2 separate regions of the Homo sapiens genome follow, and region 1 is linked to region 2. A link is a contact called in ENCODE Hi-C or POLR2A ChIA-PET data. All regions are on one chromosome and are shown on one strand. The core of a region is the stretch at or near the end of the contact, and the rest is flanking DNA. Distances in the headings are between cores, read along the strand shown.

Region 1 (4,386 bases), core at 99-2,598, 110 kb before region 2:
AAAACTGGTGACTACTGACTTCATTTTCCTTAAAAGTATAGATAGATATGTATACACATATAGCTGTACAAATACACATTCCAAATAAATTAGAAAATGATATGATTAGTTTAGCATGGTGGTTGCAGTCACTTGCACGAAAAAAAAAAAAAGGAAGAAAGATCTAACTGCCTGTTTCTGGCTATTTAAGGAATTTAAAGGACTCCACACAGGTTTATCCTAGTAATGCATTCTGAGTTTGGAAACTTAATATCCGCCATCCTGATCAAAAATGACCAAAATTGATGTGACCAAGTCTCTGAATTGTAGAATATTTCAGAGCATGTTTTGAATATTACCTAGTATTTGTCCTACACAGCCAGAAAAGGCCAACTCAGGAGGCAGGGGTTGGGAAAGGGAATAAAAAAGAAGAAGAAAGAGTAGGGAGTGCAGGAGGAGAAGTGGGGAAGAGGAGTGGGGAGAGGTAGAAAAGAGGAAAAGAAATAAATAAAAATTACTGGCCAGGCACAGTGGCTCACGCCTGTAATCCCAGCATTTTGGGAGGCCGAGGTGGGCAGATCACAAGGTCGAGAGATCGAGACCATCCTGGCCAACATGGTGAAACCCCATCTCCACTAAAAATGCAAAAATTAGCCAGGTGTGGTGGTGCGTGCCTGTAATCCCAGCTACTCGGGAGGCTGAGGTAGGAGAATCACTTAAACCCGGGAGGCGGAGGTTGCAGTGAGCCGAGATCGTGCCATTGCACTCCAGCCTGGGTGACAAGAGTGAAACTCCATCTAAAAAGAAAAAATAAAGTTACATTATGATACAAGAAAGAGGTGATTTATTTCCACCAATCATCGCCAAGAACCTGATATTTTCACCAACCACAGTGCAACGTGCATGATTTAGATCCAGCACCTTTAAGCCGCTTACCTAATGAATGATTCATACCTCAGATCAAACCCAAGCTACAAGTAGCACATTGAATTAACTTGAGAGGGATAAAAGAACCCACTGTAAGCTCTCTTCCACTCATTTCAAAATGAACTCCAAATCTCTTTGGTTTTCTTAGGAGACTTTCAAAAACTGACCTGTCAGTAGCACACTGAGACTTACTGCATGACCAGAGGATATAAATGTTAGGCATGGTACATTTTTTTTCCTCAATGCATTTGACTGTATAATTGTTATAACAGTTTTTTCTTCATCCATATTTACCTTAGCAGACAAATTACAAGACAGGAATTCTGAAAAAATTGGCACTTACTTGATATCAATAAGTCAGTGGGAGAAGTGTGAAGTCTTATCTTGATCAGAACATTCTCATTGACTGCTTAAGTAAACCACATCACCAGATGACTACACCAACCCCACCTAACCCAACACTGCTGTATGCTGAAATAAAACACAAGCCAGAATAAGTGTCTGAACCACATACTTCCTGGGTGCCTACTGTTCTAAGCACTATGCTGGCTGCTGGGCGAATAAAAGCTGGTAAACAAGAGAGGCATGATCATTGGTTTTACAGATTTTTCATCTAGAGAGTGAGAAAGTCATTCAGGAAATAGTCATCCAAATGTGTCAAGTACTGTGAAGGGCAAGTGCTGGGTATCGTGACATCATAAAGTGGAAGGACCTAATTTAGGTAAGGTAGAAAGGGGAAAGATATCAGCAAAGGTCTGAACTTGTTACAAAAACCTTATTTTCCATTGCACACTCAAAATCTCACAAAAGTGACATAAAAGACAATCTGAGTGAGCAAAGGAGTGAGGGTTGATTGATTCATTGGAGTTTTAATTTTTATCTTGTTTGAAAGTACCTTTTTTTTTTTTTCTCCAGGTAAATGGGATACAGGATTCCACTGAGAAAACAGAATCAACAAGAGAGAGTAGACAGAGGCTTTCTGAACTGGAAGTCAACATGAGGCAGCTACCATAAAGCCATGGAGTAACTATCAGTGAGTTTCTGCCATCAGGTGGGAAGAATTCTCTTTGCTTATGTCATGGTGAAGGGATATCAGGTGACTGAAGCAGAAATTCACCCAGAAGCCCTGAAGCTGGAGGCACATGCTTTCAGTCTTTATTGCAATTCTCAGGAGCCCACATCCTGTTTTCTCCCAGGCTCTGAACTCATCTGCATAGTCAGAATGTTCCTTCCAGCTCTGGGTCTCTGTGCTGGGTTGGGAACTATTTTAATAGCCCCTTGATGCCTCATAGGTTTACTATGAATGGCATTGTGCAAGAGGGGCCCAGCTCCTGGTGTCTGTTAAATTATACTACTATTTTGCACCTTGAATTTCCATACACAGAGCAAAATGTAAAGCCCTCAGTCCTTCTTACCTATAGAAGAACCAAGACTAGGACTCAGGCTTCCTGATTCCTTGCCGGAATCCTTGCTAAAGCGTTTATTTTTGTATCTGTGGGTAGCAAGGGGAAAAAGGTACCTTATCTTTTCCAGATTTGAGGTTTGTAAAATATTATGTGCCCTTGTCTAAATTGCAGTGTCACTTTCTACAGTATATTTGTATTATTAAAAATTGATCAAGTTAAATGACTGGTAAAATACGTGGTATAGCACCAAACAATTGCCGAGTGAGCTTAAATGCATTTCCAGTACCTGCTGTCACAAAATCTCCTGTGAGCATCAGGAAAATGCTAAGGTTTTATTTACCATAGTAAGAGTCATCTTAAACATATGCAAAATGCATTTAGCCTAATATAGGCTATAAGTGGATAACTGTTTAAACTAAATGTTTCATTTAACTGCCCTTATTAAGTGCTCTAAGAACACAGGATATAGAATCACAAATTGCAGACTTGGAAACGGTCATCCAGTCCAACCCCTTATCAGGTGTTTAAATGTCTCTAGTGATAGAGGTCTCACTACCTCCTAAACAGCCCATTAGGCAGCTTTGAATTTTAAAAGCTGCAATCCAGAAGAGCAATAAGAAAGAAAAAAAAAAGTCTCCAACTCGACTTCAATGTACAGAATAGACAAGTTACCAAGAATACAAAATGGCATTTTACCAGGATTGTTAAATGAAGAAATCATCTGTTAAATAAATAAAACATTGCCTTAAATGGGAGCAGAGATGATGTAGAGCTAATACACCAAGACGTTAGTTTAACAAATGTTTATTGAATATTTATTATATACCTAGCATGGCTGTAGGCATTAGGGATAAAATAATGAATAAAATGGACTATGTTCTGGTAGCTTGTAATAGAATAGGTTGTGTAAGGATGGTTTGTACAAGTAATGATAGTAAGCAGTTTTTGTGCTACATGCCAAGTTTCAAGTTTTGTTCTAAGCATTTTATGTATGTTTATGTATTTGAACTTCATGACGATCCTACTGAAAGGTACTCTTATTACCCTGTTGTACTCCTCTATATGAGAAGACTGGAGTTTTCCCCAAAGTCCTGAAACTAGCACATGAAGAGACCGTGTTGTTCATCCAGGCATCTTAGCTTCAAGCTTCATCTCTTAGTCATAGTGCTTGGCTGTCTTTTAGAAAAGGAGGGGAGGGCCAGGCGGGGTGGCTCACGCCTGTAATCACAGCACTTTGGGAGGCCGAGGCAGGCAAATCACCTGAGGTCAGCAGTTCGAGACCAGCCTGGCCAACATGGTGAAACCCTGTCTCTACTAAAAGTACAAAAGTTAGCTGGGCCTGGTGGCACGTGCCTGTAATCCCAGCTACTCGGGAGGCTGGGGCAGGAGAATTGCTTGAACCTGGGAGGCGGAGGTTGCAGTAAGCCCAGATTGGGCCACTGCACTCCAGTTCCAGCCTGGTGGATAGAGTGAGACACTGTCTCAAAAAAATTAAAAAGGAAAGGAGAGAGAGAGAGAAAGAAAAACAAAGAAAGAAGGAAAGAAAGAGAGAGAGAGGAAGGAAGGAGAAGGGGAAGGGGAAGAGGGAAAGGAGGGAGGGAGGAAGGAAGGAAAGAAAAGAAAAGAAAAGTAAAGAAAAGAAAAGAATAGAAAAGAGAAAAGAAAATAAAAGGAAAAGAAAAGAAAAGAGAGAGATGTTGCATGCGGTGGCTCACGCCTGTAATCCCAGCACTTTGGGAGGCAGAGGCGGGCGGATCACGAGGTCAGGAGATCGAGACCATCCTGGCTAACACAGTGAAACCCTGTTTCTACTAAAAATACGAAACATTAGGCGAGCATGGTGGCGGGCGCCTATAGTCCCAGCTACTCGGGAGGCTGAGGCAGGAGAATGGTGAGAACCCAGGAGGCAGAGCTTGCAGTGAGCCGAGATCGCACCACTGCACTCCAGCCTGGGCGACAGGGTGAGACTTGGGGAAAAAAAAAAAAAAGAAAGAAAGAAAGAAAGGGAGGGAGGAAGGAAAGGAAAGGAAAGGAAAGGAAAGGAAAGGAAAGGAAAGGAAAGGAAAGGAAAGGA
Region 2 (4,521 bases), core at 1,409-3,908:
GTTTTGTTTTGTTTTAAATATTGACTCTGGGTCCAAGAAAACACCCAGAGGAACAGAAGCAACCCAAAATCCTGAAATCAGACTTGTTCCCTAAAATCATCACTCTCTCTATATATATTTATGTATATTTTTAATATATAATACATATGTATTTTATATATTATATATAAAATATATAAAATATATATTTTATATATTATGTATATATTTTTATATATATTATATATACATTTTTTTTTTTTTTTGGAGACAGAGTCTCACTCTGTTGCCCAGGCTGGAGTGCAGTGGTGCAATCTTGGCTCACTGCAACCTCTGCCTCCTGTGTTCAAGCGATACTTCTGCCTCAGCCTCCCCAGTAGCTGAGACTACAGGCACCCACCACCACGCCCAGCTGATTTTTTGTATTTTTAGTCGAGACGGGTTTTCACCGTGTTAGCCAGGATGGTCTCCATCTCCTGACCTCGTGATCTGCCTGCCTCGACCTCCCAAAGTGCTAGGTTTACAGGCGTGAGTCACCGTGCCCAGCCCTGTTTTTTTAAGTTGGTTTTTCATCTCTGTTTTGTTTTGTGAACGGATGACCACACACACTAGGTTGAGTGACAAAATAAGGAGATGGAACCAAGCGAAAGAGATGTCAAGCCTCTCCTCTTTGGTCACGTTAGCTAATCTGAACATTTGGGACCTGTGTCACAGATACTACAACTATGAACAATTGCTAACTTCTTGGTGAAACACAGCATGTGTCCAGCGCTTCAAAAGTATTATTGGGAGCATGTCTGCCTAATCTTCAACCCAACACTCATTCTAGTAACACACATGAAAGGGTTCTGTGAACTCTCATAAACTATCCCCACATAAACTGTTTTTACTATTATTTTCAAAAGTCATATCCCTCACCCGCTTAAGGACAGCTTAACAGTTCTCAGTGCTTTAGAAGATGCCCTTATTCATCTCTATCTCAGGAGGGGTGAGGACCCAAGAGTTCCCTTCTAATGGGATATTTTCCCTTGCTCATTCCTTCTCAGAGACACTCTCTCAAAGGTTTGGCAGGGTCTGGTGGTCAGGGAAGAGTGCATCTTTACAGAAACATACCTTTTAAAAACAGTGTTCAGCCTTGTCCTACTCAAGGCACATGCTGGATATATGTTTGTTGAATGGCTAAGTCAATGAGTGAAAGAATGAAAAAGCCATACCTCTTTTACAATAAATTTGCATAGACGAATGAAAAATTAAAAGACTGTCAGAGACAGGTACAGCACAAATTGCCCCCACCTCAACTAGCCATCCCTTCAACTCCAACCCCTCCCACCACAGAAGATGATTAGGGTTTTTTAGGAAAAAAAGAGAAGCTGTACAGCAATGACACACCCCAAAGACAGCACACTAAGATTCCTTTGCTTTATATTGTTTATAATGTTTAACCTCTCTGGTGGCCACCAGTTCTTAAAAGCTCCTAAGCATTTTCACAGAAAATATAAGAGGAAAACCAGCAATAGTAACAACGTCAATGGTGCCGGCAGACACAGAAAGACTCAGAAAAATATGGAGGCTCTAGGATGCCTGATAACAAGTCTCATTTCCTAAAATGAGATCTGGGGACTGGAGAAAGTGTTATCAACCAAGACAAGGAATAGGATAGACATCAGAAGTGCCCAATTCCAACACATTTTCTGAGACTCCTTTCCTAGGCAAACCTGATGAATGTGCAGACATAAATAGATAGTCCTACCATAAATTGATCTCTTTTTATCCTAAGTAATCAAGGTCCAGTCATTTCCCTCAAGCTGGGCTTCTATTGCTCTCTCTGGAGATTCAGCATAAACATGTCCTTGAAGTTTTGCTCAGGTAGATGAAGGTGGCAGAAAGCATGCAGCTACTGGGGTTAGTGGCTGTCCCCTGATTAAGTGCAAAGGTGGAGACCCATAGTTTATCCCCAGAAAGTTTCCATGCTTTCCCCTGGCATTTTCTCTCAAGCTTTTACAAGCCTTGTTCAGGGAGTGGAAACTCATTTTAAAGGTAGTTTAGACCCACCCTTCCCTTAAGGGAAATTTCTATGCAGGGGGAAAGCAAGCAAAACAAAACAAAAGTTACACTTCAAAGCCTTACAAGATAACCACAGGGAGAAGGCTAAGTCCTCCCAGTTACTCAGCCCTCCCCTGTGCTAATTGCAGGAGGTAGAGCCTGACTGTATTATTATTTGCATACTTGATCAGAAGAAGGGCCACAGAAGGAGGTCTAGAAGCTCAGCTGGTGTTTGACTGACATCTTTTAGGACTTGGACCCCACCGCCCACCCCCGCAACCAACACCACCACCAGTCCAGGACCTGATGTAATATTGCCACAGACTGATTCCCGTTGCCTTTGATATGCAACCTGTGCCTACAGTCAGCTCTCAGGGCTAAAGAAAACAGTCAGCTCCTGCGGCATCTGATTTGCCTCCTGCCCTCGCTGCTGTTAATCTGCAACACGCCACAGCCTCTAGATCGCTGCCGTTCAGAGTCGGATGTCATGGGGGCGACTGGCAGGGGTTCTTTCTTCTTTCGGTTTGATACATCCTTCCTTCCGCTGCTCCTCGCAATCAACCGCTAGGGGAAGGAGGGAAGCAGGCAGGAGGGAGAGCGGGAGACTTCCGGAAATCCCTTTCCTCCCTTCCCTTCACAGGTTGCCCCATAGTGACCCTGGAGACTCCCGCCTGCCCCCAGTGAAGGAATTGGTTACTCTCCCAGAGCCCTCCCGGGCATCGCCCCCTTCCTCACTTCCTCCTCTTCCTGCCCCCAGCCTCTACCCCTCCAGCCTCCTGTGGCTTCACAGGCAAGTGCCGCATCCCAGGAAGAAGGAGTTGGAGCTCCGTGATGGTGAGCTTTCAGACTTCCCCCTACAACCTCCGCCTCCCCAAAGGCACAGAGGCAAGCAGTGGCTTCCCTGGTATCATTTGTGGATCTAGGAGCATGAGGGAGCTATCGAAGACGGCATGTAGCCTGTTCTTCTTTCTCTTAGTAAACAATAATATCTAAATGTGCTAGAGGGAAAATACTTTTTAATTTATACTTTAAAACTGGTTTAGATTTTGAATGTATAGTCTGTTTTCCTGGAGTCCAATTGTAACATGAACCCCAAACCTAGGAGTTCTGTTTTTATACATCAGGAAGGGGACCAACCCACTCACCCATCCACCCATCTTTCAACTCACCCACCCACTCTTGTTTATAACTGCATAGTGGTTTATTTTGCCAGCACTAAACTATGCAGCTTGTTTCCCCTTTGCCAGCCTCTGCAGACAGAAAGCAAAGGCTGATCATTCTCAATTGACATGTGCACCCCTACTCTGAAGCTACAGCTGGATGACACCTCAGACAAATGCACTCATACATAAAAGTTTTTCTGCATGTTTTCGTTTTTGATTCTTTTATTGGAAGCATTTTTATGGCTGGGAGGTAGGTGCACATCCATTACAGTGAGGGGTCAGATATTAGAATACTTACGGTGCTTATAATTTTAATAGGATCACCCCCCTCATCCCTCATTGCCAATCAATTTCACTCTGTTTCAGGGTCACAGATCATACCCCTAATCCTGGCCAGTTGTCTCACCAATGTGTGTCACAAGCGGCCTGGGGCAAGAAAGTATAGATGACCCAGCATAACCGTTGCTTCTATTGCAAAGGGTACATCCTACAAAGAGCAGAACACGATTAGAGGCAGGCATAATTGCAGGCACTAAATTAGCATGGGTCTCTCAGCCAGGGGCTAATCTAAGCCAGACCTCACGTCATGGCAGGCCATGAGTACATCGCAATTACAATTCAAAAGAAAAGAGAAAAATCACCCTTGATTCTCAAATGTTTATTTTTAACACGGCAGATACTTAGCAATTATATCAGAGGCTGAGGCATCTGGAGTAAGCAAGAAAGGTGATTTGGGTTAATAATCTTTGAAAGGCTAAAGGATTTTCAATGTATGTATAAGACTGAGCCCTGTGCATGCTCCCCATTCTCTCCCTGACATCAGCCACATCCACCCCACCTCTGCCGCTACACGTTGGTGCTACCCAAGGTCTCCATTCACGCACTGTCCCTCTGCATCTCATGCTTCATCCGGGCCCTCCTCTGACCTGACCTTACCTGGCTGACTTAGTGCCCCAATTCTCTAAAACATGGAGAGATGGAACTGGTAGCTTGAACCCTCCCAGTTCCATCTCTTCCCTTTGTAAGTTTTCCCGGTGCCCTTGGGCCCCATGTTTCTAGACTATGCCCTAACACAGAGCCTTTAAAGCTTACTTCCACATGAAGGCAGAAATCAATCTTGGGCAGCCAAAACACATATGCTTTCTCAGTGGTAGGCTTAGGAGTGATTTTTTTTCTCTACAATCAACATGTATTAATTTTACATTCAAAAATTGTGTGTGCGTCTGTGTTTATTCGGTTTCAAAATCCAGTATACAACAAACTTTGCTTCTCCTGGCTTTTTAAACTCTTTTCACATGCCATAGTCCTGGTTCACCAGTGCAATTAATTTGCCTTT

What was found. A loop is a pair of places that touch in the nucleus more often than their neighbours do. ChIA-PET counts read pairs that join two places held with the same protein, here RNA polymerase II (POLR2A). Pooled maps may share reads with other maps.
Region 1: a loop to region 2 is called in a pooled map, with 3 times the contacts of the local background. The contact joins the enhancer-like site here to the promoter of LINC01152 in region 2. A Hi-C loop is called at or near these places in 1 of 168 maps with a recorded cell type or tissue (HepG2) and 3 of 50 pooled maps. POLR2A ChIA-PET finds 5 or more read pairs at or near these places in 1 of 52 experiments (HEK293T).

What each region holds. Positions count from the first base shown.
Region 1 is chr17:71,920,528-71,924,913 of GRCh38, forward strand. No RefSeq gene overlaps it. Among named protein-coding and RNA genes, the nearest start is that of ROCR, 100 kb to the right of the region's middle. RefSeq lists a silencer at 1,325-1,454. Within about 2 kb of position 1,349, at least 3 of the 41 ENCODE cell types and tissues checked have a DNase peak (open chromatin) inside an H3K27ac peak, as active enhancers do.
Region 2 is chr17:72,027,996-72,032,516 of GRCh38, forward strand. It overlaps LINC01152 (long intergenic non-protein coding RNA 1152), which reads left to right and starts at 2,659. Exons shown (of 3, transcript NR_110132.1): 1 at 2,659-2,856. RefSeq lists an enhancer at 1,784-2,554.